Linked DNA regions of Mus musculus: all the other regions are linked to region 2. A link is a loop called in an ENCODE intact Hi-C map of the cell type or tissue named here. Cell type or tissue: heart. All regions are shown on one strand. Each heading gives the region's core, and the rest is flanking DNA. Links, peaks and the distances in the headings are about the cores only.

Evidence for each region. A loop is a pair of places that touch in the nucleus more often than their neighbours do. Peaks named below come from ENCODE experiments on the same cell type or tissue, not always from the same donor. Only the 100,000 strongest peaks of a DNase experiment are listed, where the experiment ranks them.
Region 1: it touches region 2 in a loop (2.0-fold over the local background); 4 of 42 quality-filtered maps call a loop at or near these places.
Region 3: it touches region 2 in a loop (2.6-fold over the local background); 3 of 42 quality-filtered maps call a loop at or near these places.

Annotation. Positions count from the first base shown.
Region 1 is chr13:29,598,530-29,608,577 of GRCm38, reverse strand. The region is part of intron 9 of Cdkal1 (CDK5 regulatory subunit associated protein 1-like 1); the gene reads left to right. Among named protein-coding and RNA genes, the nearest start is that of Cdkal1, 250 kb to the left of the region's middle. In heart, for the core only: a CTCF peak has its summit at 4,128 (motif pointing right); no DNase peak of the experiment used is centred there; H3K27ac peaks cover 1,151 bases.
Region 2 is chr13:29,197,238-29,207,285 of GRCm38, reverse strand. It overlaps a transcript of Cdkal1 not described here. Among named protein-coding and RNA genes, the nearest start is that of A330102I10Rik, 190 kb to the right of the region's middle. In heart, for the core only: no CTCF peak of the experiment used is centred there; DNase peaks (open chromatin) are centred at 3,225 and 4,465; H3K27ac peaks cover 386 bases.
Region 3 is chr13:29,276,687-29,286,734 of GRCm38, reverse strand. It overlaps a transcript of Cdkal1 not described here. Among named protein-coding and RNA genes, the nearest start is that of A330102I10Rik, 270 kb to the right of the region's middle. In heart, for the core only: no CTCF peak of the experiment used is centred there; a DNase peak (open chromatin) is centred at 4,934; H3K27ac peaks cover 2,882 bases.

The DNA.
Region 1 (10,048 bases), core at 1,634-6,633, 400 kb before region 2:
GGGCTCTCTTCTCTTGGTGATTATTTTTAAACCTGTGGTATAAAATTCATAGGATTAAAGGAAAATATTATTATCAATACAAAGAATATCTTCATAACATAGCTTCTTCTACATTAAATAACAAAATATATCTGGTTCTAATATATCCATATATTTAAAGCAGTATATAATACTTCAGATAATCTGGAAAGAGGGCAGCATGATATGAGAGAATATTTAATCTCTTATAGGAAAAATATTACAGGTACTTTGAATACATATAAAAGCTTGTTGCCTATGTTCTGAACTGTAGAATTTCAATAAGTGGTAACAGAAAACAGACTGGATGCTTTTTCCAATCCAAGGGCAGGTTTTTTTCTCAGTTGTATACATGCATGATTTCTTGTTGGTACACAGGGAAGGTGTACACTTCTACTTTTCTTAGTGAAGAAGACACAGTTATCACAATGGCAGAAAACTGATCTGTAAACCGAGTTAGCAGCGTCAAGAATATAGGTCCTGGTAATCAAACTGCTTGAGAGTGCTTGCTCTCTTGGTAAGCAAGATCAGACTAGCAGGCTTAGGTTGTCCTGGCCCTTGCCTGAGACTCCTAGTTGGGAGTCATCCTTCATTGCTACCCGCGTTAGACATTTCTGAATCATGTGACAAAATATGTAAGAGGAAAAAGTTATTGTACTCATTACTTCCCAGGTTTCCTTCAATGATGCTCGACTTAGTTGTTGCCAGTCAGTCAGTTGATGCGACCACTTGAGTAGCAGAGAAAGCTGCCTAGACTTTTGGTGTCTGGAAGGATATGGGGCTGAGGTCCCAATATCCTGCGATCATGCCCCTAACTAACTTTCCCCTTGAGGCCCCACCTCCCAAGGTTCCCCACCCCTCACAATAACCACCACGAGCTGAGGATCAAGCCTTCAACTCTTGGGCATTTGTAGGCCATTTAAGGTGTCAGTTATTACATTGCAGCTGCTAGTCCCCTTTAGGAGATTTACTGTAGTTCAGAAATTAATAATAAATCTTTCTTGTTATGGCTTGCTAGGAGCTCATTTGCTGACACTCCAGACATTGAGTCTAGGTTCTAAATGTTCCTTTCTTTGTTGTTGCTGTGGAAAACATCCTGACAGAAGCAACTTACAGAAGAATTTATTCTGCCTCACAGTTGGAATGGGCAGCATACAGTGCAAACAGCCTCTTCTGGCAGGCTAGGAAGGCATGGCTGCACAAGAGCAAGGCCTTGAAGAGCTGGTCACATGGTGTCTACTGCAAGACAGGGAGTGAGGAAGGCTGATGATGCTCTGTGAGCTTTCTTCTTTCAATCAGCCTGAGACCCCAGGCCGTGGGTCATCACAGCTCCGATAAATCACTCTAGGTCCTAAAATACACTCTAAGAGCATGCCCTTACACACATGTGCACACACACACACCCTCACAGACTCACCCAATGTATGTCCATGGTGATTCCAGATACATGTAGATTTACAAAGAAGATTGTCACAGGTCTCAAGCTTAATGCTTTATTTTATCTAATTTTCAGGAAATTGATACAAATTCCCTTTCATGTATCACCATACTATTACATTGAATTGTTTACTAACCACATAGTTGTCCCTTCACTGTGAACTAAGAATGCTTAAGGGATCCCTAGGCCAGAGTTCACAGATTCTTTGGTTTTAGCTTACATAGATATCTGGGCTAAAAGCTTGTTTTTTGATTTTTACAATACTGGAAATCAAGGGTCCTGGACGTGGTGGGCGAGCCCTGTCCCATTGAACTATATACAGCCTCAGCTCCCTGTCCTTTGCTTGAGATGCAGGGCTAGTAAAAAGACTGGCTTATCCTTATAATAAGAGAGTACATTTGTGTAGTTCTAGACATCTTGTTTGTAAACACAAATAGCCACAAAACTGTAACATGTGTCTCAAAATATATTCTAGAGTGTTTATATTTAAAATATTTTAAGATATGTATTTTAGAACAAGATCTCTTATTATCTTGAAAATGCTTGCTTTTCCAAATGTGTGCTTTCTTGATTATCTCCTTTGAAGATAAATTCAGTATTATAGTTTTGATTACCGAAGTTGTTTCCAGAGTTAAGTAAAAATAACACTTAGCAAGGATCTTCAGACCATACCAAAAAATTACTCTTGGCTGTGAGGCTAGTGCAGAATTAAAAACAGTTTCAAAAGGCCCTTGGGGACAGTCGTGGTGAATGGGATTCTTGCCTTTAGAAAACTGGCCTGAGAAGCCTGGCTCTCTTCCTGTCCCTTGTGCCTTGTAAGCATACTTAGATGTCTCCACCTGTGAGCAACAGGCTCTCATCAGACACTGAGTCATCCAATGCCTTGCTCTTGAGAGCAGCAGACCATGCTTATTTATAAGGTACGCAGCCTGTGGTTTTTTGTTATAGTCACCGGAATAGACTAGAACAAGTTGAGTCTTTCTGCTCTAGGAATTTATGGATGTTCCCTCAGAACCATCACCTGAAGCTTAATGGTAAGGCCCTGGAACGCAGACAGTATAGCAGAGTGCTAGAGAGGTTGAAGAACAGATCATTTGATGTGGCTACTCGAAGCCCATGGCTTACGTTTACAGAACAATTACAAAACTTGTCCTCAAACTGTAGAATACATAAAAAAACCCAAAAAACCTTGGATGCCTGTTACATATTTAAGAAATTGATTTTTTGTTTGTTCTTTAAATCACAGGTCCCTAGCTTTAAAGAAAAATAAGAAAACTAAGTAATCTGTCTGTCTTTCTGTCTGTCTATCTGAGAGTTACTCTATTATAACGCCAAGCACTGTTCTGTTTGGTAACATTCATAATGGCCATCTCATAGGCACCCTATCAGATATGTACTGTAATTTACATGCTTTGCAAATGAGAAGCTGAATCAAAAACAGGTTCAATAACCTCAAATACACACAGCCAAGCAGTGGTAGACCAGAGCCCAGGATCTTAATTATCCTTTCTCCCAGTGACTGCAGAGTTAGTAGATCATGGCACAAGGGTTCTTTTGACCCCCGACATCCACCAGGGCCAGCATCCTAGTTGCTTCTGTGGATGTCTTTAAGGCATTCCTTTGTATAGTGTTGTGATTTTTCAACACTGTCTTCACTTCATTTATTTTTCTATATTCTTTGAATCTGAAGCTATGTTCATGGCCAGGCCTTTGTTGGTGTCTGGGAGGCCATGGTGAGGAATCCATGTGGTAGGAGGATTGTAGGGGTGGAGGTTGCTAAAGGGAGGCAGGGAAAGCAAAGAAGCCCAGTTTCTGTAAGTGATGAGGAATAGTATTGGCAGGTCCAGATTCTGTGTTGAAGGGGTCTGGGGTTGGCGGACTTGGATGAAAGGTCATGCTTTAGTGTTATGTATAATTGTATCTAGACTGGATTGAAGGGTGCTGGGCTTGGAGTAGAGGTTAATTACTGAGGCTAGAGGGAGTTTCCAGGTACATAACTAAAGCCCCTATAAACTAGCTTTGGGTGTCCCCAAGTAGTTAAAGATTTGGAATGACATACTAGGAAACAAAATTATATAGAGGAAAGGTATTTTCATTTTAATTTTGTTCTAGAGTGAGCTGCTTTGTTTCTTGATGAAACAGAACAAGGAAGTAGAAAGCAAGATTTGAATTATTGGAGAGCAACCTCTTAGTTGATGGGAGAATGATTTCAGAGGTGATGGAACACTCTGATAAGCTTAGCCAAGCTAGGGTCCAGGAACATGACCTATCTTGGTATGACAGGGAAAAGAGCTGAAGTGGCGGCAGAGATGGGGGTGGGGTGGGTGGTGGTTCGTGTAAAATATACCCTGAGAAATTGGGATGACAGTCTAAGACTTTGAAAATCAATGCTCCCTAGCTCTCTCAGTAAGTGGGAGATTCATGGAGAACCTTTCTGACCTCTTAATACTCTCTCTCTCTCTCTCTCTCTCTCTCTCTCTCTCTCTCTCTCTCTCTCTCTCTCGTGTGTGTGTGTGAGAGAGAGAGAGAGAGAGCGACACACACATTTGATTTAATAAAATTAAGTTCAAAAATTTCAGGAAAACTTTGAACCTGACCTAGTGTTTGACTTCCACATCTCAGTTTCACTGTTCCTAGGCAGTGGGGAGGGGTTAGGATCACCGAGTCCAGGAGAGGGCAGCAGCGCCGCATCAGCCTTTGAGTGTTGGCCACTCTTTCTCTGTGTACTTGGCTATTCAAAATTAAGCAAGTGATTTGGTATTTTGGTCGCCATTGCCTTAAGTGATGAAAAAGGGGAGGGGTCTCTAGAGATATTTAATAATCTTACAATTTATTAAACTCTTAGTCTCCCCGGAATGGCAGGGCTAGAGAACACAAAGGCAGCAACATGCCTTGTGAGAAAGGGTTCTGTTGCAAACGTTTAGGCCTAATTTTGTTCCAACTTTGCTTGTAATAAGACATTCAGAAAAGGCTCACCAGCTAAATAGCTTATAAAATACAAACTGTGGGAATAGAGGCCTAATTGGGCTTGTTGAAAGAATTTTTAACATATAAACATTAATTTTTTTATTGAGCATTGACCAAATTGAAAAAAGGCTAAACTTACTTGTTAAAATAATCTGACATCTTCACTGCAGATCCAAAATTTCTGAAAATGTAAATAAATTAAATGTAGGCTGTGTTCTACCATCTGTAATGAATTAGCATTCCGTTTTACCAGCTGCTGCTGCGGCTTGGGGCCGACTCGGGATCAGAACACACCGGTGGGCTGCTGCTAAATTTAAGAACCTGGGGTTTAAAACTGGCAGAGCTAGACTGGCGATTGGAAAAGTCTCTGCCATTATGAGTAGCAGATCTTTCCACTTGGGACAGGAAATATGTGTCTACTTTTTGTACAGATGTTGTCAGACAAATGAGGAGGCCAAGTCTCTGTTTCTTACTACCAACATGGCAGGCAGATGGCTCTGGGGGCCACTGCTACCTGAGGGTAGAGTTGCCCTGGAAGGGAAAAGCAAACAGAAAGCTGTAGCAGTCGTTTCTTAGACTAAAAAAAAATGTTTTATGTGTGTGCCCATGTACGGCATGTGTGCCTGTTGTCCTCCAAGGTCACAAGAAGTCATTGGATCCCCTGAAACTGCAGTCATGGTTGTGGGAATGGAACCTCAGTCTTCTGCAACTGCACTTAGCACCTAACTGCTGAGTTGTCCAGCCCAGACTTTTGTTTTTGTAATATATACATATTTATTTAACGTGTGTGGTGTACGTGGGTGTGTATGGGGTTTGTGAGTGTGTGGATTCTATGTGATTTGTGGGGTTTGAGGGTTGTGGACATATATGGTGGGTAGGGACAGGGTAGGGTGTGTATGCTTGTGAGGGTGTGAGGTGTTGGGGGCTTTGGGGGAGGATGTGGGGTGTGTGCTGGCACAGGCACACTCATGTGGAGGTCAGAGGGCATCTTGTCTTTCTCCCATGATATGGTCCTAGAAATGGAACTTGGGCTGTAAGGTCAGGCAGTATTCCCCCATATCCATTGAGCTGTCTTGAAGGCCTGTAATAGAAACAATCTCTTATATAAAAAAATGGTCTAGCAAAAAATGGAAATGTTTATAGATTGGTGAGAGATCTCATGCTTCTAATTAAGCTTAGTGATATTGTTTCATTTTCTAGTTTTTATTTTTAGCATGTAGGAAATAGGTCTCTAAAAAGAAGAAAAGTCCATTTGTGCGTCTCACTGGGGAGCTAAGGCCAATGCGAAGCAGTCTTCCTGCCTTGACATTCTGGGTGCTGGCATTACAGGTGTGTGCCACATATACCCGGCTAAGTCTGTACATTTTACAGTCAGGTAGGTCTGCTTTGAATTTGAATTATGTTGCTTCCTGGATTCATGCTCTTGTAAAATCCCTTCCATTTTCTGAGCTTCAGTTTCCTCATCTGTGTAGAATGTCAGTAATAACATTTTCCCTTTGAAGTTGTTCCATCAGCTGGAACTGTCCCTGGAGGCTGAAAGTGCATTACAGGAAAAGAGTGGGTGTGGCCTGTGAGTGACACACCTCTGTCATTGTGCTGCTCTAGGGGATGGAGCAGAACTTCACAGTGATATATGATATCTGATGCTTCAAACACTGGATATGAGGGTTTAGTATTGTGCACATCACCCTGGACATGTCTGGTCTCATGTTTGTGGAAATGTGCCTGAATTGTAGTATTCCTGCCTTTAGTTTGCTTTTGCTGTTTCTTTGTTGGCCTAGATTTAATGAAAGCACAAAATCTGACTGGAAGTTATTTTCTAGTGTCAGAATTCATACATGGTAATATCTGAAATGCCCATGTTACTGTGGTCTCATAAGCAGTATTTGTTCCCATTCTAAAAGTTTCACTGGGACCCGTGTGATAGCTAATTTCAGTAGTCAGCTTGACACACCTGAGAAGATAGAACCTCAGTTGAGGGATTGCTACCATCAATTGGCCCATGGATATGTTTGTGGGGTCTTTTTCTTATAGCGAATTTATGTAAGAGGACTGAGCTCATGTGAATGATGTCAAGCCCATTGTTGGTGGTGGCATCCCCTAGGCTCTATAGGAAAACTAGTAGAATCTGAGCCTGGGAGCAAGCCAGGATGCAGCATTCCTCATGATTTCTCCTTCAGTTCTGGCTTAAACTCCTGCCCTGACTTTGGTAATGATGGATTATGACCTGAAATTGGAAGCCAAAGCCAAAACCAAATAAACTCTTTCCTCTCCAAGCTACTTGGGTCAGTGTTTTATCTGAGCAACAGAAAGCAAACTAGAATGGTATGTTAGCTCTGTGAGTTTAGTAAGTTCAATGCACTCAGGTCAGGGAACACATTTACTGAACATAGGACATGTGCAAGGTACTGGGAGATAAAGTGATGAAGCACAAATTTAGCCTCCTACAGCTGTGTTCAGAACATGAGGGTGTGGCTGCTGTGGGTGCCATAGTATCAGGTGTACCTATGGCCTGAGCAGCCATGTGATCCCAAGACCAGTGCAGCTAGTTAAGCTTTACTGCAGGCTATGTTGTTAAATGGAGAACAAAAATAGGTTCTTAAGCAATTTGTAAAATTTGTCTAAAGTTATTCCCAGTGTTTAAATAGGGTAGTGATTCTTACCCTGACCAAACAGTCTTGTCCACAGCCCTGCAATCTAAAACCTTGACAAAGACCTGGGGAACTTGTAGCCTGCTGCCTTGAAGGTGTATCTGGAATCCTCCCTTCCCTTTACTCTCTTACTCCCCTTGTCCCACAATCCTCAGGTGGCCTCAGGGTCAACTGACTGAACTGGATCTATCTAGCCAGTATGCAGACCAGCTTGAACTGGCTTCCCTGGGGCTGACCCCTGTGTCAAGAACTCACTGTGCCATACCCAGACTGGCCCTGATCCTGCTTCTTCAGCTGTATCATAGTATGATCCCCGAGCACCTGTTTATGACATGTGTTCATTTCTTAGTGTTCCCTGTCCACTCATGAGTCATGACTTGAGCATTGAGCCTGTGCATTGAAATCACTCTTGATTGAGTCTTTTTTCTTCTAGAATCTGAATCTATCGCTTGTCTTGTTTTGACTTGTTCCTTACACAGTCCGCTGCATCTGTAGTTAGCTTTGTGTGGCTGTAACCTAGCCCCTCAGGCTGGGAAGTTACCTACATGCTCTCCATTTCCAACCTTGGCCTTGATTGCCCCACTTTGTGCTGTTCTGTCAAGGTCCTCTATCTAGACTTTCCCTACAAAGATGGGACTCTTTGCTGACCTTGTGTCCTCCATTCACACTAAGCTCAAACTGCTCTAACAGTTGTGGGATTGGTTCTGATTGCCTTGCTGGTGGTATCCCCTCCCCTGAAAAGGGCGGTGCATTTACTTTTTCTGTGTTGCACTATACTTATGGGTGCCATGTTTTCTCACCTCAACTAGACTATAAGGTATTTTTATGTATCTCATATCATGAATTTTGTTAGTGGAATGGTGTAGGGACTCTGGCTTAGACAATAAAGCAACAGGACCAAATGTCTTGCTTATCTGCTTGTCTAGTGACCTTCTCCCTGGTTCCCTCAAGGCTTTTATCTGTGGCAGTCTCTCATTGCTCACCTGTACAGAATCCATTCTGCTCTTGTGCCTCCAGACAGCACCATTGTTCGTAACTCTCTACTGAAGTGCGTTGACCTTTAGAGCTCACCATCATGGCCTGCATGGGACATTTTTGGAGATGCTTTTGCACAGGCTTAGAACTGTACTCAGATGCTGCTGCTATTTCTGTGGCTCAGAACCTCTGCACACCCTCAAAGCCGTGCTCCCTAAGAAGGGGAAAGGCACTCTTGTCATATAAGGAAGAGTTGGTCTTCTCTGATCATAAGTAGAGTTCACCTCTTGAATTCCAAACTACTTTGATATGGTTTAGAAGTTAGGTAAATAATTTACCCTGCATGTTATGCATCAGCCACTTTAACAGCTTCTGTACCATTTAACTTTAAAAACTGCTATTTCAGGTAATCTTTGTGCACACTTGACAGATGAAGAACTAGAGATTCAAAGAATATCCACAAGATGCTTATCTATGCCTGGGCTTAGTTGCCTCCATCACTTGCTGGTATATTGACATTTAACCCTTCTTTTTCTTTGACACTTGATAGGAGCAAGTAGCTCTTCTCTCTCTGGATTTCCCAGGCTTCTCAGCATATCCCTCGTCTAGTCCTTTCAGGCTTCTAGGCTAGCCAGTGAATGACCTTTACCCTGGAGTACTTCTGAGCCCTAGAACCTGACCCATTTAAACAGAATCTTGGCCTTGTTTGTGTTTATTCGTAGACAGAGCCTTTCCTTATTGTCAGTGAAGGGTTTATCCTGACTGGAAAGGTTTCATCTGACAATGTAGAGTTCTGACAGAGTCCATTCTCTTTGCAAGCTTTCTGTCTTGTCTCTCTTGGGGGTCTTCTTCCCCTTCCTCATTTCCCTGCCTCTATGGGTGTTAGAAGAGAATGGCCTGACTTGATTTTGCCTGTTCATCTTGTTAGAGAACCATGACCTTAGAGGGTTTAAGTGCCTTAGAATTTGGGGACTTTAATTACTCGATGATCAACAGAAAATTTGTGTAAACAACCTGGGTTTTCTATGCCACAGACAAGGGCAAACATTTGGTTTTTTGGTTTTGTTTTTTAAGGTGTCTGTGTAAGGAATTCTCTTAGGAATCAACATGAGAAGTTGATCAGGGCTCCAGAACAAGCAACTATGAATATGAGGCAATAGCATGTCGTCCTAAATATGCTGAGGGTTTCTTGAGATGGGCTTTCTTTATGGACCCCAACTGATCTTGAGCTCAGTGTGGAGCTCAGGTAGGCCCCAAACTCTCTGCAGTCCTCCTGCCTTTGCCTAGTTCTGGGGTTACACATGAGCACTGCTCTTTCAGTTTTCATGATGCTTAGACATGAGTCAAATTCCACAATGTCACCATACATATTTTATAAATAAGAATGTGTTTATGTGATCTTTTAATTATTTGTATATTTCTCTATAAATTATGTCTTATTTATAATTCATTTTCTGAATTTGTGTATAGTTTGAGTTTTAAAGCATATTTGGAAATGGATTATCTAAAATTCAAATAATCAGTTTCTGTATTTTAAAGGGAAGAAAGAAGCTTTATACAATAGTTCAGTAAGGGAGGAAAAATATTTCTCATCACTGTTTCCATGAACATTTGCATATTCACTAGATACAAGAAAAATGGCAGGAAACTTTGGGGCAGGTTGTGGGACTTCCTAGCAGGGGACTGAGGATGAGACCAATCACTGGTGTGGAATCTTCTCTTCCACAACTCTCTTTGCCTTTAACTCATTGTGACCCAGAGTTTACTTAAGGATGAAGGTGTAGAAAAGAAGGACAAACAGTTGCATATCTAATGTGTTTCCCTTTTGCCAGGACTAAGCACATGAGTGATTCAGAGAGTAATCAACACCGCCTACATCTTCATTCTTGAATATCCAAGTCACCATGTGTCCCTTGTGTCATAAAGAAATATGTTGGGACCATTCTCAGGCTCCTGTGCCAAAGGCTCTGGTGTGCATCTTTCATGTTCTTAGATGATA
Region 2 (10,048 bases), core at 1,893-6,892:
CCCTCATATCAGCTTAGGCAGGTAAATAAGCAACCATAGGAAGAGGAACTAGCTATCACTAAGGGGATGGAAGAAGGCGATAGCCCTCAGAGACTCCTGAGGGTACTGTCTTTGGTTGACAACTTAGACTCCCCCAGGGATAACACCTATATTAGGGATCGATAGCTAAGTGTCTGACAGACCCACTTCTCCAACCTAAGTGCTCTCTAGAACGGGAATTTTTTTGTGAATAATAATAGGGAAATGGATGAATGCCTATGTCCAGGTGGCTTTTAGTTGATCTATAGCCTTAGTCCACAATGGAGATTGCATTGAACTGACCAAAAGACACCCAGCAGAAGTCATGGTAGGCCACTCCAAACAAGGTTTAAGGAGGACAACAGGTATGGCCAGTTCCATGCCTACCTTGGCCTTCACCCGCTGGAAACTGCCCTTGAGGCGTTCATGCTGGGTCTTCAGGCAACACTTCTGCTTCTTTGGACTGTCCCTGGCTCTTCCTGATGTCCACCAATGCCAAACAGAGAGCTTACACTGAGCTTGGCATAGAGGTTCATGCCTGAAACACCAATACTTAGGAAGCCGTGGCAGGAGGATCACCACAAAACCCAGTTCTGCATGAACTATAAATTGAGATCCCATTTTTTAAACGGAATCTTTAATGCCTACCTATGAATTGAGCTCTCACTTCTTCAAGACTGGGTGTATGGAGGTTTGCTGGAGTAGTTTTTGTGGAAAGGATTGACATCTACACAAAAGGGGATCATAGTGGAACACAGGAAGACCAGAGGAGTGTGGTTTTACCTTCTAAAAGTTCAGTATTGTATATGTTTGTTGGGTATTGGAAGGGGTGAATACTATGGGGTGGTCCTTCCTCTTGAAGGTTTTTTTTTTTTATACTGTCCAGTTCTTCCACTGAGAGAAAAACCTGATATTCTTTCCTCTGTCATTAGGGAGAGAACTGCTCTGGGGGTGTGGGTGGGCATGTGGGGGCCTCAAGTGCAGTGCAAGGCAGCGAAGTAGCAAATGACCCTCTCCATCACCAGCCTGCCAGCTTCTGGTTCTGCCCAGGTGGACGGGCACCTTCATCATCGCTGCCCAGGCCTGACGTGCTCACTGCACCTTCTGTTTCTGGAGGGTTCTCTTTGGGCTCCAGACAGAATGATTAATGGCCCTTTAGGCCAACCTGAAAAGACCAGGGAGACAAATATACCTCATTCATAGAGAAACAAGCCTCAGGACATACATTAGCTAGGAAAAAATGGGGTGGCCAGTGAACTAGTCCATGGAGGTATTTAGCAGTTTTATTGTAGGACTGGGTGTGTGTATAGGCACGCATGTATTCAGAGTTCTCAAAAAATGTGTATTTACTTAAATATATGTTTACACAAATAATATATATTCATGCTTTTTATAGAAATGCTTTTTTGATTTTTATTTCAAAAGTATACAAAGTGATAAAACTAAAGGAAAGGGTTTTTTTTTTTTAAGTTCATACAAACTTTAATGTCTGAGTCATTAGATCTGTACTAGAAATTTAAAGCACAAAACCTGCAAACGACATCGGTGTTCTACTTTGCAGATGTGGAACATTGTCCCTAGCAGTCCAAGTCTCTCTAGTGCTCAGATTCAGTTAGGGACAAGAATATGTGAATCTATGCATTATGGTGCTCTTGGTACTTGTATAGCATGTTTGTTAGAAACAAAGAGAAACCATAGATACTATGCAACATTAAAGGCGAGCTTTTCTTACATTCTTCACATATGTATATATGTATATATATGAATATGTATATATATGCACATACATACTTATACACATACACACAAATATATGTGTGTTGCACTTATTTGCGGTAAATAGTATAAACTAAGAAAAAATAATGTATAGTTTTTAATTGATGCAAACAAGCTACTAGTGACATCTGACATTGTTCCAATGACCCACGCTTGTGAGAGCATTTCCTTGAGTAACAAGAACTGTTGTGTAGCATTTAATGACCTTTTCGGGTATCATGTATGTTGAAGGATTATACAAGAGAATTTATGGACACATTTAACACCTTGCTCAACAGCATCTCCTAAATGATAGTTAGCTGTTAGAGTGGTCGTTCTTAATTTCTTCCTGGACATGGTATCTTCATCTCTGTTGCACAGCATCATTCATTGATGAGGTCTTCAGCATTTTTATACTCATCAACAATGCTGTAACAATTCATCCTTTGGATAATTCTATGCATACAGCCACTGGTAAGACATTACTATAGTTCCTCAGAGGAGAATTTCCAGGGGTTGAAGGAGATCTGTTCATTCACAAACCACTTTTGAAGAAAATTTGTGTTTTTTTAACCATTGTGCGCGTGTTATGAATACATCTGTCTACAGGTGTAGGTGCACATGTGTGCACGTGTGTGTGGAGGCCAGAGGTTGGCATCAGATGCCCTCTGCAATCACTTCCCATTTTATTTACAGAGGCAAGGGCTCTCACAGGGAAGCAGAGCTGGCCAGTTCTTCTAGTCAACCACATCATTCCTGGGCTTCTCTGTCTATGCCTAAGCATGGTGCCGATGTGTGGGCAGCCATACCCAGCCAACTTTGACATCCTCATGCTTACATGACAAGCACTTGAGCCACTGACCTGTCTTCCCAACCCTGTTAAACTATATTTTATTGAGTTTTTGTATTTGTCAGTCACAGTTTTAGGCAGAAGAAAACCTGCAGTAACAGTTCCTCTGGGCACTCGCCCTGGCAGAGTTAATGGAGAGAAATAATGAAACTAAGACAAGGAGTTCAGTGTAAAGCCAATTTAAACCTTCAAGACACACGTTCAAAAGATGCTCAGTTGCTGCGGTAGTAATGAAAATGCAGATGGTGGTGAGGATAAAATGCCACTTAGAACCCAAGAACAAGTAAATAGGCAGTGTAAGAGCCTTATAGAAGAAACCCTTCTCTACTTTCTAGTGGGTGGTGTCCACACTGATGCCTTAAAGGGAACCATGGATACAGCCCTTTAGGAGGAAGGAATCAATCCATGTTAAAACAATGGGAGATACACTTTTACTCAGCACTTCAGGGGGTTCACTCCATATAGAAACAATATTTTAAAGACATACCTTCAAGGCTGTTTGTTGTAAAGCTTCACTCATGGCGGTAAACGGTAGAAGCAAGGCCAGGGGGGTGGCTCGTCATGGAAAGGGGCTTGATGCCAAGTCTGATGGCCTGATCTCAATCCCTGGGGCCCACGTGGTGGAAGAAAAGAACAGATTCCTGCAAGTTGTCCTTTGACCTCCACATACAATCCGTGGTGGAGTCATGAGACCTCATGTGGATGCTAGGAATCAAACCCAAGACCTCTGAAAGAACTGCCAGTTCTCTTAGCTACTGGCACATGTCTCCAGCACAAATCATAATAGAACATAGTTTTAATAGAACATATCAAATACTCCAGGGAAGGTGGAGGGTGTTTGTGTTTAAGAAGTTCTAAGGAGGGAGCCCTTCTTTGCTTTTAATGTGCAGTATCCATGACCTGCCCCAAAGGGGCCTTCCAAAGCATAAATAATAGGAAGGTGGGGGCAGCTCAGTGGATGAAACATCCTCAGTGTACATATGAAGATTCAAGTCCCACGAGTTGACCCATATAAAAGCTGGTGTGGGCCTGGTGGTCTGCTTTTCATCGCAGCGTCTGAGAGGCAGAGTCGGGATCCCTAGGGTAGATTGGCCAGCTAGTCTAGCCAAATCAGAAGCTCTGAGTGCAGTCAGAGAGCCTGCCTCAGCAAACAGCATGGAGAGTGATGAAGAAAAATACTTGACATCTATTTCTGGCCTCCATATGCACATACACACGTGTGAACATGCATATGCACACGCGCACATGCACACATACACCATGCCACATACACACAGCATAGGTAATTAATGGGTCGTGGACACAATGACCACTTATTGTTGTCAATGTGAAATATTATTCAAATATATTATATATGTTGGCAAGAAAAGGAGTTAAATTTCAGTTCTGGAACATTCTGCTCTCTGGCCTTGCAGTTTTTCATCTGTGTGATGGGAACTTTTCCTTCATTTGCCTCGATGATCACGAGGTAAGGAGCATGGGGGTATAAAGAGAGCAAAATGCCTTGTGTGAAGTCTGGCATGATGTAAATACCTGAGCATGTTTCTTGTCCTTTACACTCAACTTTTCAGTGTTGTCATAAATGACAAATGGGGAGGACGGGAGGGGTGCTTTAGGATGCTGCAGATGACGTGCTAACATGAGGCTGCTGAGAGAGCCAGCAACAGCGCTGGCAAGAAGCCTTTGGGGTCAGCATTCACATCCATTCTCAAACATCCCCACTACACACTAGAGCTGCAGAAAGTCTCACCAAGTTCAAGAAATTGTTGGCTCATCTAATGGCCAGGATGAGGCACAGGATGAAGTGAATTGCTCCAAAGGAATGTCTGGCACAGAGTCTCTGTTTCCAGAACTTTCCAGCACTGGCAGGTGTGAGATTCTGCAGTTACTGGGGGCCTGCCAAGGAGACTCAATGCTAACTGCCGAACACGAAGGGGAAAGTCCCCTGATGAGCTGTTGAAGGCAAGTTATAAAAGAGGGTACAAAAAAAAAAAAAAAGAGTCAGTTCCTAGAACACTCTGTAGGCATTGATACTTGGCCCAAGACAGCCCAGGTGCTAGCCAGCTCTTATGTGTAGAGGAAAACATAATGAGACAAGGCTTATCGACTAGCATTCTTTTCATACTGGTCTGTACAGCCAGTCTCTCACAGCTCACAGTGAAAGGACTGGGAAAGGAAAGAAGTGAGAGTTTGTATTCACAAAGCAGAAACCCTTGCCTATTGTCTTTGCTCCCATATCTGCTGCAGCAGGGAAGCAGACACTTGGAAGCTACCCTTGCTGGAGAATACAGACTCCTCACTTGGGACACCAAGGTAATTAAAACAAGGATGAAAGCCTGATATTTCCACCTTTATGTAGAGTCTGTCTCCTTTACTTTGACTCCATCTTCCTCAGGTGTCCTGTGTCCTGTCAAGGATGAAGGCAGAGACATGAGTAACCATCTTTACCCTTTCCTCCTGAGTCACCATAAATTTCAAGGACAAGACAGACCCATCCATCCACATTTTTTTTTTGGACAAGGGACTAAAGCTACCTCTGAGCAATGATGACTCAGCAGGACCGTTCACCCCCAGTTCACCCTCTGCCCCTACCCAAATGAGAATAATCTTCTATGGTGGAAATGTCTACCCCAGTCTAGATCTTGTGGGGAATAGATTGGCCCTACACCTTGGGCTATGCCTATGATTAAAAGATTAATAATATATTACATCATCTTGAAGAACTGGAGCTAAGATAATGATAAAGAACATCACACTGCAATCAGAACTATTTAATAACCCAATCTTTCTTGAGCCCTGCCCATCCTTCCGATGCTTAAACCTAAAACTCATGTTGGTGCCCTGAATAGGAAGTTGCAGTCACTAGACCCCATTGTTTTCTCCTGCTTTCACCTTGGGTTTGAAATCTCCCTCCTATCCACAGTTCTAATTCTTCTCAGAGAAGAAGTGGTGCAACTGTGATGGGTAGAGTCTTCCCCTGTAGCCACTAAAAGCAGTGGGCAGCCTAGAGTCTACAGGAAGGTCGAGCCATAGAGCATAGGATGTGGCTACAGGTCAACATGTACAGTTTGGGTTTGAGCCCCGAGACGAAAGACTGCTCCCAGTTGCTTCTCAACCTGATCTAATCTTTCCTCGCTTAACAAAAGCTTTATGTCTCAATCTGGGTAAATAATTGACCACAAATCAAATCATCCCCCACTCATCCCTTGCAGACCATGGCCTGTCATCACAGTAGCCATTGATAGTCCTTATTAACTTTATGGTAATTGCTGTTTTCATTGGCCACCAACACACAGAGGCTTTGGTGTAAACACTGCAGGCACTAATGAGTCTGATAGCCTGCTGGCTTTAGGAGAATAAATATTCAGGATAAAACTTGACAACAGTGCGTACTACTAAATAGCTTTTACAAACTCAGTCACAGGGCTGGAGAGATGTCGGCATCATTAAGAACTCACACTGCTTTCAGGCTATGTTCACTATGGTCAAAGACCTTGACTAAAGCAACTTATGGAAGGCAGACTTTATTTTGGCTTATGGTTCTAGAGAGATAAGAGTCCATAATGGCAGGAGAAGTGGGGCAGTGACTGGAGAAAGAAGCTGAGAGAGTAGACAGGAAGGATGCTGAAGTTATACATTTGCAGAGCTTGATACTTGGTGACATACTTCCTCCAGCAAACCTTCACATTCTAAAGGTCCTATAACGTCCCAAACAGTTAAGTATTCTGGAGGACTAAGTATTCAAATAATTGAGCCTATGAAGGACATTTCTCACTCCAACTACCATCTTGCTCTAGCAGAAGACCTGAGTTTAATTCCCAGCCCTTATTTCAGGTGGCTCAGGGCGGCCTGTAACTCTAGCTCTAGGGTAGCTCTGGCCTCGGTGGGCACCTGTAGTCTTCTGCACATATCAAAGCCAACACTACGTAGACTAAGTGTGGGGGTACACACCTATCATCTCAGGACTCGGGAGGCAGAGGAGGCCATCAAAAGTTCAAGGTCCTCCTCAGCTACGCAGCAAGTTTGAAGACAGGTGAAACTATAGTTACAGGTCACACTATGGTAGAAAGAATCTCTGCTCGGATTCCAGGCCCAGGTCTGCCTCTGGGGATACCAGCCAAAGCTTTGCTCTCTCTGTTTGCTTGTGTGTAAAGACAGGAGGCTGGATTAGGCATCCATGGTTGTTTTAAAAGAGAGAGAGAAAAGGGATTCTGCAGAGTGAAAGGAGGTGTCACCCTAGGAATGATCCCCCAGGCCATTGTTCAGGAGATCTCCAAGGACTCTGGTAGCAGAAATACAGAAAATGGGACAGGAAGTTAGGAATACAGTTTACTTTAAAAAAAAAAAAAACTAGAAATACTGGTTTTGTAGAAACAGCATTAGGTATAAAGCGTGTGTACATTTAAGAAGTTAAGACACAGAATTTTCCTTTTTTTTTTTTTTTTTTTTGCTGTTTCATTTATGAGAATTTTTTGACATGTTTAAGTTAGGCCAAATAGTGTGTTTTAGTGATGATTTTTTAAAAAAGGAATTAAGAAAGAGAGAAATTCTTGAGGAGTGAGTTCCAAAAGAGGTAAAAACTTCAGAGCTTCATAGTCTGGGGAATTTAGAAGCGTGAAGCAGAAACTGGAAGTTATCTCTGTGACTGGCTGATTCTTTGGGCCATTATGAGCCAGCCCAATGGAGGGCTGACTCTATGCTATCCCTCTGGTCCAACCAGAGAGCTGCTCACACACTGTTCACGTCATGTGCTGCCCACACAGTTAGAGGTAATCAAATCTCCCTCTGTCCGTCTCCGTTTCCTGCTTTGACCTTGACTGTCTGCTAGTTGTCAGTCTCTTGGCCCTTGGCCGGCAGCACTGCCTCTGACCTTGTAGATGTCCCGAATGCTGTTGGTTATATTAGGCTGTCTTTGTTTCCAAGATGTGGCTGCAGTCTTTTCTTGGTTAGCTCATATTTAGACCCCTGTCTGTGAGGCAGCCTCTCAGATCTGGTTAGAAGCCATCCTTACTTATGGTGCCTTCTGTCACAATTAGCTGCATTAAAAGCAGGACAAGGGTGCCTTGCATACATTCCTCAAGGGCTTTCAGAGGAGCCAGCTGGATTGCTGTCACTGGCCCAGAGCCCTTCCTTTTTTCTTATCTGTCTAGCTAGCTAGGTTACCGAATACCCTCCTCGCCATACTCCACACTGCTTCAGACTCTGCCATTTTAACCCCAAACCTTCTCTTTAACTCAGCCTCCGTCTCACTGCAATGTATACAGGCAATTTACAGTTGTTAGTATGGGGCCCCGCGCCCCATCCTTGCCTCTCCCCCACTCCCCCAGCACATCCCATACAGTCTACAGAAGAACTAGCTCACATCTCAGTAGCATGCCTGTCCAGGAGGCATAAGGCTTTGGGTTTGGTTCCCAGTGCTGCAAAAATGAACAAGTACATGATATCAGACAAATAGGTCCAGAATAGATCTAGTATACTAACTCGAATCTGTAATCCCAGCATTCAGGAGGCTGAGGCAGGAAGATTTTAAGGTTAAAGCTAGGCAGGCCTATTTCCAAACAAACAAGAGAAAGAAAGAAAAACCTATGGTGACAGGATTCCCGTCTCAGGGGACTTCTAAACTCATATTTGGCCATTGTGCAACAGTTACAATACTGTTGTGAGGAGATCAGCTACCCTGGGCTCTGCCCCAGTAGCGTCAGAAGAAAAGGAGAGCTGAGAAGAGAGACTTCTGTTCCTCCCCCCCCCCCCCCACACACACACACACTCCCCTGTGAGAAGAGGTATTGTGATCATAAAAAAAAATAAAGAAATATTAACATAGGTTCTGAGGTGTGTGGAGGAAGGTATTGGGGAAGGAGGTCCCTCAGCGGGTCCGTGCCGAGGCATCCCTTGCCCCTGAGAGACCAACTAGAGTTTATTCAGGGCATGACGAGGGTAGTTAAGAGAGTAGTAAAGGTAGAAAGAAAGGCAGAGAGAGGGAGAGAATAGAGAAGTAGAGGCCAGCCATGACCGCGGGGAGATGGGGGGCGGGATGCGGAGAGAGGGGGGGGAGAAGGGGGCAAGTGAGAAGCAGGAGTAAGAGAGTAAGAGAACAAGAGGGACAAGAGAGGAAAGAGGGGGCAAGCAGCCCCTTGTATAGTGGGCCAGACCTATCTGATCATTGCTAGGTAACTGGGGAGGAGCATACCTGGCTGTTGCCAGGAACTGTGGGGGTGGAGTTCAGACAGAATACCAACAAGGGGGACTCCCACCCCATATCCTTCAGCTCTTACTCCTCTACACCAGCCTCAGAGCACAGCGTCCCTCCCGCTATCCCAGCCTCTGTGCAAATAAGGAATTGGGCAAATCGGTGGGTCCTTTTAGGTAGTCCTTGGTTGTTGTTGAAGAACTGTTTCCAAACTCCCGCCCCAGACCACGAGACAGCAAACTCTGCAGGTGCTCACGATCCCTCTTTGTGAAGGGCGTGGTATTTGTACATAAACGGCACAGACCCTCGAACACACTTGAAATCATCCATAGGTTACTCAGAATGCAATACAGATGTGGGACAGGCAGCTCTCCTGTTGTATTATTTAGGGAACGGCAAGAAAAAGCCCATACTTGGTCCACAGAGGTGCAGTTGTTCAGTTGGTTTTGTTTTGCTTTGTTTTCAAATATTTCAATCTGCCTTTAGTTGACTTCATGAAAGTGTGGAGCCTGTGGATTTGGAGGGCTGATCATATGATGATCTGGTTTCAGTTTTAATCAGAATTAAAAAAATTTTTTTTCAAAGAGATAATTCGTTTTCCCCCCTGTGGAGTTAAGTTCCAATATATGATGAAGGACATAGACCACTCTCCACTAGAGCATCTTGGGTTTACTGTGGATTGGAAAAAAAAATGTTTGAGGACGCTGTATTTTTCTCTTCCAGAAAACTAGACAGCATTGAGAAGCAGAAAAAGAGAGAAAAAATAAAAAACAAAACAAAACAAAAAAGATACAACATTGACTGCTCATAACATGTTTTACATATTTTTGGTGTGCTTTTGGGTTTGTTTGTTTGTTTGCTTAATCTTCATAAAATAACCCAAATGAAAGAGAGTGTTGTGCTAGCGCCATCTTACAGGTAAGAAACTTAGCCTAGGGACCTACTAACCCCTGTAGCTGGTGAAAAGCCCTGCCTAGTTCAGCCAGCCACTTAGTGAGTAGAGATTGGCTTACATCACCTGGCTGGCTAGTGGAAGAATCAAGGTAGAAACCCAGGCCTTTGATTACAGTTACCTCTTCCTGCATTGCTCAATCTTTGGAGGTGAAGGACCCTTCCAAGAGGTCCTTTAGCCTTCAGGAAGAAGGCTCCAGTTCTCCTGGTGCCTCGGGAAGAATGGTAGTCTGCCCATATCTACACAGGCAGGCCCCCTTCTTCCTGTTTTCCCTCACTCTCCC
Region 3 (10,048 bases), core at 2,876-7,875, 78 kb before region 2:
AAGAGTTTTAAACTCACACAACATTCTTAGTAGTATTTGGGATTGCATCGCTTCCTGATTTGTTCCATCTGGGAGGTGTAGCATTCCTTTGTCCAGCGTTTCCATGCTGTACACTACCAACCTGTTAGAAACTTACCCCCTGGGATACGAAGGCTACTTTAAAGTTTGAAAATGCCATACTTTTGTTCAAGAAACTCTTATTTTGCTCAATAATGTTCCTAGCATACAAGAATAATAATCCTGGAAATTCAGAGGCACCACAGGGAAGATAATTTAAGTGAAAATGTAGTTTAGGGGGAAAAATCCTCATATGCTGAAGTCGTTGAGGTCTAGAATATAATAAGATATCCTGGGCTAGCTATTGTGCTTTACACCTATGCTTCCAGGGCTTTGGAGGCAGAAGCAGAAGAATTGCTGTGAGTTCAAAGCCAGCCATGGCTACAGAGATCTTACATTAGAAAGTAAAACAACAGACTCCTCCCAAACCAGAAAAGTAAAAATCTAAAATATATATCTTGAGAACTTGAAAGTGATCACAAACACAATGTAGAGTATATTAATTGTTCCACTTTGTTGGTTATTAGTAACACCTTACTGTGCCTACTTTATAAATTAGAATTGATTGTAAGCATATGCGCATGGGTACAAAAACAAAACCCAGTCTACTAAACCCAGTTTAGTTCTGTCTGCTGTTTCAGACTGGGGACTGAGAACAGGTCTTCCTCCCCTAGGAAAAGGCAGTGTCCTGTAGTCATTCTGCAAAAGGCATTCTGAGAACATATATCTGGGGCTTGCCACCGTCGTCCTTGGAGTGGCAAAGGCTGGTCAGAAAAGCCATGAGGTCCGTGGGTGATATCAGCTAGGGGTTGGGGTAGATGGGACCTGGGCTGCTCAGGTCTACAGCTCTATGTGTCACCATGGGCCAGAGTCATCCTGATTAAAGGTACTCAGGAGAAAAGCACCCAGAGAAGCAAGGCTCATCGGGGTTCAGTACACGTCCCTTGTTAACATGCTGTAGTCTACCTGTCAAGGATCTGGGCCAGATCCACCCTTTGTCTGAATTTGAGAAGGATTTTCTGCCTCCGTATGACCTGGCACAGGATGTTCCAACATTAGGAGAGACATAGACCCTGGAACTAGAAGGCACTCTGATGCAACACCTGATTCAACAGCTAGAAAAGACAAAGACTGAGAGCGATTCCCTCCGGACTTACAGCTCGACTGTCCCTTCTGCAGTGACACTCAGAAAACCACTGTTGTCATTTTCAAGAGATGTCAGGTTTCCTACTTGGGAACATAAAGCTCTGATTTACAAGAAAGCCTCCTCCCCGTGCTGACTCTTTTGGTTTGCTTTGGGTTCTCTTTGGGCTACTAAACCTTTTAGATCCCTGTAGTGTGAAGGAAGTGTTAAATGATACTGTTAATGGAAGTAGGTTGTGCTAAATTGGATAGCTGCAAGCAGCTTTATGATCCATAAAAGTCAAAAGGCTGTTTATGTAAAAGATAAGGGCAGGCCAGGCTCTGGGTATCCCTTGCGGATCAGTGGGAGGGTCTGGAAGGAAGGAAGCATAAAGGAGTGAAAATAAATGATCAGGGAAGGAAACAAGAAGCCTATGGGAGCATGGACACCCATTTCACCGGGATCCCATTTGGCTCACTGATTTGGGACCAGCCATAAGGTACAAGCCAGTGAAGAAATTCCATCCGATCTCTTCACCCTGTGTCGCATCATAAACAGCCTCCTCTTTAGCTGCTGTTTCTTTCACACATTGGCACCATCAAATGCTCAATTAAGAATGTAAAAACGATGCCATGCTTAAGCTATACATACTTTGGGGTCCTCTAGATCCTTTTAAGTCCTCAGTGGTTCAGCCTTGCTCCTACTTCTCTGCAGGCCACCACTCCTAATGCATTTGCACGCATGCACGTGTGTATGTATGTGTGTGTGGTGTGTGCATGGGTGTTTATGTACATATGGTTCAGGAGGTATTGGGGAGTATGGGCTGAGGGTAGTGGTGTGTGCGCAGTGTGTGTGTGATGTGTGGTATGTGTGTTGGTGGGGGATGAGGAATGGTATGGAAGTAGGAGTGTGTGGTGTAGAGTGTGTGTGTGTGTGTGTGTGTATGTGTATTGGGGGTTCATGGTACATTTACAGAGAAAATGCAGTCTTTCCTGTTGATGATCTGCTGAGACAACTGCTTCGATTACAGAAAGCTGAATGTGTGCAGGTATTCCTTTAAGCATCTTCAGATGCCAGATAGTAATCATAGCACAATTTTTGCTGTTGACTCTTTACTGAAACTAGGAAACTGAAGCGTAGAATGATCATGTGGTGAAGCAGAGGTAGTTGACAGAATGACGGGCAGGGAGTGGGTATTCTTGAATGACATGAATAAGTAAGCCTTCACTTTTTGCTTTCACACATATATACATTTGGTGGGTTTTGAGGCAGTAAATATTAGCCTCAAGTGCATGTCTCTGTCTCCAGCCTGCTAGGGTTACAGGTATGTGCCATCATAGTAGGCTCTTTTCCTTTTTTGAATGACACCTAGGAAGGTTTAGACATAGTGACAGAGTCAAAGGGCAGGTCCTTGTACACACACATGTACCCTTCCTGTTCTTTGATGTAGTATAACTGGTCTGAAATGCTCCTTGTCCTGAACCCATTTGTCTGACAAAACCAATGGGCTTTAGCTTTAAACAGACATGGAGTATTTTTAGAAATCAACTGGCAGGCAAGCTCGTGCACAGGAGTCCTACTGAACACATCAGGGGAAGGATGAGGGCTCGGAAGCCTCTTCTTCAGGCCTAAGGGAAGCAGCAGAGGCACACGTTAGGATGACAAGGTGAAGAACACAGCTTTCTTCATAGAATGCCATTCAGAATCCACAGGAATAATCTAGATGTCAGAAGTTATGGAGACGATGTCTTAAAACGCTAGCGCCTACTTTGGATTATAAATATCGAAACTAGAAGACAGAAATCAGCTTGTTTCTGGTGCATGAATACCAGCACCTTTTGGCAAAGAGGCAGAGACGCTATTTATTCTTAAGGACCAAGCAGGAAAGCAGCTGTGGAAAATATCAATGGGCAAAGGGGGTTTCTTCAAAGGGGCTTTACAGGAAGAGGGCACCAGGGAAACTCACGAACAGAGTCAATTCATTTGACCCTGGGAATGTCTTTGAGGTTATCAATAACTAATAAAGCTGTATATTTTAGTTAGGAATGAGATAAGCATAAGAACTCCATGGAGGGAAGAGTAAAATATTCACCTCACACGCACATCCATATTTACAGCAGCTTTATTCATGACAGCTAAGAGGTAGGTGTGTAGCTGGGCACTGGTGGTGCATGCCTATAATTGCAGCATTCAGGAGGCAGAGGCAGCTGGAGCTCTCAGAGTTCTAGGTCAGCTTGGTCTACAGAGAGAGAGAGAGAGAGAGAGAGAGAGAGTGAGAGTGAGTGAGTTAGTTAGTTCCAGGACATCCAGGGCTACACAGTGAAACCCTGTCTGGAAAAAACCAAAACCAAACATACAAAAAAGCAAAAAACAACAAAACAAAACAAAAGCCCAGAATCAGAGGTAGAAATGGTCCAGGTAACCTATGGACAAATGGATGAACATGTGGTATTCTATCCTTAAGGTTTAGTGGAGATGGAGGAAGCAAAGAAAGGGTGATAAAGAAATTCCAACAAGCACAGCAAGGTGAACCTCACAGATCATGTGATCAGTACACCAGTGTGATGGTTTGTATATGCGTGGGCCAGGGAGTGGCACTATTAGGAGGTGTGGCCTTGTTGGAGTAGATGTGTCACTGTGGGGGTGGGCTTTAATACCCTAGTCCTAGGTGCCTGGAAATGAGTATTCTGCTAGCAGCCTTCAGATGAAGATGTAGAACTCTCAGCTCCTCCTATACCATGCCTGCCTGGATGCTGCCATGTTCCCACCTTGATTATACTTGACTGAACCTCTAAACCAGTCAGCCCCAATTAAATGTTGTTCTTTGTAAGACTTGCCTTGGTCATGGTGTCTGCTCACAGCAGTGAACCCCTAAGACAACCCAGTCACAGACACACTGTGGCTGATTCCACTGTCATAAGTGTCTAGAGTAGAATGATAGCCGTATAGACATTTTCAAGCTTTTGACATTGCAACATGACATCCGTTCTCTTTCTACAAAGTTCCCACCTGAGAACCTGTGATCAAGTTACAAAAATAAAACTCAGGCAGAAGTCTCATAATGTTTTAAGTTAGGAAGTAGGGTCAAGGCCTGCCCCCAGTGACCCTCCTTTTCCACTGAAGCTCCACCACCTAAGGTTTCAAGACCTTAAAGAACAGCTAACTCAGCTGGGGAGGGAACAAGTGTTCAAACATAAGAGCCCATGGGGGCACATGTCACACTGAAACCACAACACCTCCCATGCTGCCTACAAAAGAGTCCCTCCTGTCATCATGTGACTATCAAGGACATCGGTTATTGGATCTGGGGTCCATAGTTACTGTGTCTGGAAGATCTTTAGTTGCATGTGTGAACATCATTTTTCTAAGTAAGCCCACATTCACGGTGATGCGCATAGTCTTTGAGAGCTCATTAAAGGGGAGCACTTGGAGTTCAAACTTCAGAAAGATGGAAAGTGATAACCTAAGATGCTTAGGGGCAGCACTGGCTAAGGGGTTTCACTGTCCCAGCCCTAAGCCTATCAAGATACCGAGTCACACACCATCCCATCTCTCTACAGCCCAACCTACCACCCTGTTAAACACACGGACCTGGAGACGTTAAGTGTTCTTTGTCCTACTGTTAGTTACAGAGGCAGGGTAAGGGCTGAGTTCCTGATTTCAAGCGCAGCATCTTTTTTTCAAAGAGCTATTTTAAAATCACATCGCTGTGCTTGTGTGGCACAGGAGATAGAACTGCGGGACCAGAACATGAAGCCTTGCATTCCTGGCAGCCCTCACAGGCTGTTTCCAAAGAAACTTATCAGTCTGTCAACATTCTCCCCAGCCCCTTGCCTTCCCAGTGTCACAGGCCCGACAAAGTGCAGACAAATGTGCTTCTCAGGAGCCCTCCGCCACGACCAAGCTAGGCAATTTTTCATGTCTCCTGTCCAAAGCATATGATAGCAGTGACTTCCAGACAGCTGAGCCACAGCTCTGCTTCTGTGAACTATGCTGTCAATTTTTATTTTAATTCCTTTTTATTCACAGTTTGATTTCCTGTAGGTTTGGCTTTACTTCTTATTCAAACGCCAGCACTATAGTCCTCTTAACAGAAGAACTAACCAATCACCACTACAAAGAAGAAAATTGGTCCATGAACTCTCACACATAGTTGGGCTTCTATGTTTATTCTTTTTTTTTCCTCTTTTTTTTCTCTTTGAGAGAGACAGACAGACAGACAGACAGACAGAGAGAGAGGATCTTTCTACATATCCCTGTATGTCCTCAAACTCAAAAAGATCTGCCTGCCTCTGTTTTTTGAGTACTGGATCAAAGAAGTCCACTCAGCTCAGCTACCAGTCTTTTGTTTGTTTGTTTGTTTGGTTGGTTGGTTGGTTTTTAGAGACAGGGTTTCTTTGTATAGCTCTGGCTGTCCTAGATCTCACTTTGTAGACCAGGCTGGCCTCGAACTCAGAAATCCGCCTGCCTCTGCCTCCTGAGTGCTGGGATTAAAGGTGTGCACCACCATGCCCGGCTCAGCTATCAGTCTTAAAAAGGCTGTGGAGAATTGCATCTTTGCTTGCTTACTATTATTGTGTATCTTTGTGTCTTTAGGCTTACCTTAAGCTCACTATACAGCAGAGAAGGACTTTGAACTCCTGATCCTGCAGCCTGAGCCTCTCTACAGACAAGTACCACTCTACCAGGCTTATGCATGTTGGAGCTCAAACTCCAGCCTCTGCGTACTAGGCAAACGTTCCACCAACTGACCCCATCTTCCAACCTTCCGTCTTTACCCTCCATCACTCGGTGTTGACACTGGTTTGGAAATCTCTTGTTTCCTCCTCCTATCCAGTCTGTCTTCTCATGTTCTTAGAAACCAGGAATAAACAGACCATGGCAGAGCTCTGAAATGGTTAGTACTCAAGACCTAGAAGAAGCTGCCAGCTGCAAGTTTCAACATGGTTGTCTTTTGGTTGAATGCTAGAAAGCTGTTTAGCATTCTCGGGAGCCTGGAAGGGTAATGGGTCGCTGGGGATAAACGTTCCGAAAAATCTCCTTACTACCTGTTGTTGCTGCTGCTGCTTTAACAGAAACCCCAAACCTGGGTAATCTGTAAGAAAATTGGTTCAGTTAACTTACTGTTTTGGTCATCCATGGACGTAAGGCTGGCAGATGAGCTTCTCAAGGGAGGGCCTTAGGGCAGAAAAGGAAGCAAGGTGTGCAGAATTCACGCAGGAAAGACTCAGGACAGCAGCAGGCTCCCACAGGAGAGCCAGACTTTCTATCTGTAACACAGGGCCTCAAGGAAAACCAATCCACCCCTTGAGCTCATTCCCATGTGAAACACATTCAACCTTCCTAATGAGCTAATCACGGCTAAAAGATCCCACCAAGCCTCAACTCTGTTTTACTGAGATGATCTCTGATGTGGGTTTTGGGGATGACCTCTAGCAAGTCTGAGAGTGATGGGGCTTTGTGATCTACAGTCTAGGCTCCCCTTCCAAGTCCTCCTTTTATGTTGAAGTGTTTGAATGTCTGAAAAATGTTCAAATCTCATATGCACTTACCTCTTCATTCCACTCACGTGCTTGGGGCTCGTCATTGCTATTTCAGCAAGTGTTTCTGACATATAGTCTGTTGTTAGGAGGAGCGACTGCCAACACCCTGTGCTGCACCTGCTAACTACGACTCCACATCATCCCAGCTGAAGGGGACCTGGCAAATTGGCTGCCACTGGCTTTAGCCTGGGCTTGGCAGATATTTTCTATAAACAGCTACATAGTAAATATTTTAGCCTTTCCAGGTCAGATAGTCTCTCTTAAAACTATTAAAATCTGTTCTTGGGAGTACACAGGCCACTGTGGAGAGTAAGCAGGCATGTCTGTGTCCCCAATAAAGCTTTATTTACAAAGCCACATTGGAGAGTGCCAGCCTCGGTTTCAGACTGAGCATGGCCTGTTTCTAAGAGCTGGAGACATTTTAGCTCTGTAAGAAAGAGCATAGGAGATAGCTCCCAATGGCCACCCAAGGTGGTTGTCTCACTGGAAAGTGGGAATCATCTCTTGGGGATGAGAACTGCTCCCTCCCAGAGGCACTACTAGAGCCCTTTGCTGATTCTAGAGACTGTGCACGCACACTCGTGTGTGTTGGAGGCCAGAGATGACAGATCTCCTGCAGCTGGAGCTACAGACAGTTGTGAGCCAGGAACCAAACTCAGGTCCCCTGCAAGAGCAGCAAATTTTAACTGCTGAACCATCTCTGTTATCCCACCACTGTTGTTTGTTTGTTTGTTTGTTTGTTTGTTTGTTTTGAAGAGAGCCTGGTGCTTCCCAATGACTGGACTGGCTGGCTGATTAGGAAGCCCCGGTGCTCCCCAGTCTCTATCTTCTCCGTAAGGGGGTTCCATGTGTGTGTTGCCATGCTCAGCTTTTGTTGTGGGTCCCCCAGGCTTATGTGATGGGCCCTTTACAGACTGAGTCATCTCTCCAGCCTGCCTTTGGTGCTGAAAGAACAGTGCAGATAAATATCCAACATACGTGCAATTCATGTTGCTTGTTAATGACCGGTCCCTCTGGCCAGAGATTTTTGTGGCAGGAAATCTCCATAAATACTATAAGTCTCCAAATTATACACGTTCACACTGGCGTGCTGGCTCCTGGACCTTGACAGGAGAGTCAGACTGAACTAGCTAGAGGGAGCTGTGAGGCCAGTGCACCTGCGCTGGGGTGTATGTTAATTTGTTTGGAAATATTTATCTATGCACACATAAGACTGTGCACTTGATGAGCAACTATATTTGGGCTGCACTTACATGATTTTTCCCCCTGCCTTTAATGCAATCAGCGCACATTATAGAGGCATGAATATGCAAATGTTGAATAAAGCTTGAATTTTTTAATTAAAAAAGCGAAATCAGGGGAATTATAGGAACCCGATTTAACATTTTAAATACGATGTGAAGCACTCAGCTTCACGCCCGCTCTTCGCCATCGATTCTGTTGATCTTCAGCCTGGAACTTGGTTGTTTGATCTTGATCTGGTGAAGGAGCTGCTGTGGGTTTTGGTGAAATCCAGGGAAGTGAGGGTGGGGTGGGGGAGGAGGAAAAGAGGGGCAGAAAAATGTTTAAAGGGTGACTTTTGTTTTCTCTTTCTGGTGGATGACCTTGGTGTACAAAGAAGTTTATTGCTTGTGTTCTTCGGAAGGGTGGGGGCATACAAATGCTTATTTGGAAATTAAATTTGTAAAAGAAAGCACTCCCCCCTCCCAGTCTCCCCTTACTTTTAAGTTGTTGTCATATAGTCACATGAATCACCGCATTATCTTCACTCAGGAAGAAAGGCGGGCCTCTCAACTCCCTGTTCAAACTTGTAAACAAATGTTCTCTCTTTGGACTCCGACTCTTTCCAAAGAAAAAAGCAAGCCTCTCTTCTGGCTTGGGATTAAACAGTGTTTCTGCAATCGCTTGATTATTTATTAAACACTTCCTCCAGTGGGACGAAGTGCTGCCCATAATTAATTACAAAGACCCTGGCGCTTTAGTTTCTAGACTCTTCCATGGCTTAAGCAGCCAGTGATCGTGGCCCAAAACCTGGTAAGGTATAATTACTGTTGATAGCAAGAGCGGCCTCTGTTTGGACCAGTGGATCCTTGTTTAATTTAAAACCCACTCCTGGGCCTCAGGGGTTGAATGGGCCCATCTCTAAGTCTCTAATGGAGGATAAGTATGAGTTCCAAAAGAAGTCGTTTAAGTGGAGGGTAGGGGAAGTTAGACTGATAACACTTGTACTGAACCTCAACCTGATTGTGTGCTAGCATGAACAAGTAGAGGGTCCAGCATGTAATGGTGAGATCATATATACTCCATCTTTCTCAGTGGCTCTCAGTACTATAGATGACGTTTGGTCTTTTGCTATGTATTATTATGCTAAATACTGGCTCCCAAGGCCTGGTTGCCCCCAGGAACAAGAGAATCCTCACGAATCTGCACATACACCAATGATGTTATGCAACCTTGCTCCTTAATTTAAAACTATTGATTGAATAAAGATGCTGACAGCCTTTAGCTGGGCAGAAGAGAGGGCTTTCAGTTCATGGGCTTAGGGTCTGAGGAGGACCACAGGGGAAAAGGAGAAGGTGAAGAGAGGAGAAGACACCATGGGACAGGTGAATCATGAAATTATGGCCATCAGGGCTGGCCAGTTAGAGTTAAGAGCAGCCCAGATGGAACATGACAAGTTATGCCTCAGGGTTATTGATGGGAAAATAGATTCTTATAGCTTAGAGGGTAGATAACTGCCCAGCTCTACTACTTTAAAGGCTTATCATAAATATAAACGTTTTGTGTCTTTTATCTGGGAACTGAATGATCAAAGGCAGGGGTAGAAATCCCCAACTGAGATTAAGTAATTAATACATTATAAAGCTCTGCACGTTGGTTTCCTGGCCTGGTCACTTTACAAGGGAAATTCCTTCTGGAGTTGGCTTTAACATCATATCTTGCATCACTCACGGCACTCATAGCACAAAGCTACTCTAGCATTCTTCTCCACATTATCTGATACTCTTCCTACCCAACAACAGAGTAAGCTCCCTGAGCTGGTGTCAAAGGGAGGATTCTCAAGGACTCAAAGTCAGCATACCACAGAGATACCCACACATCTGCCTTTATTACTGTACTACTTACAATAACCAGGAAATGGAACCATTCCATATGTCCATCAACAGATACATGGATGAAGGACATGCGGCACATATACACCATGGGGTATACGCAGTATTGACAAGCAAGTGAAATCATGACATTTGCAGGAACATGGACGGAACTGGAGCTCATTATTGTTAAATGGAATAGGTTAAGAAACAAAATCACTACATGTTTAAGC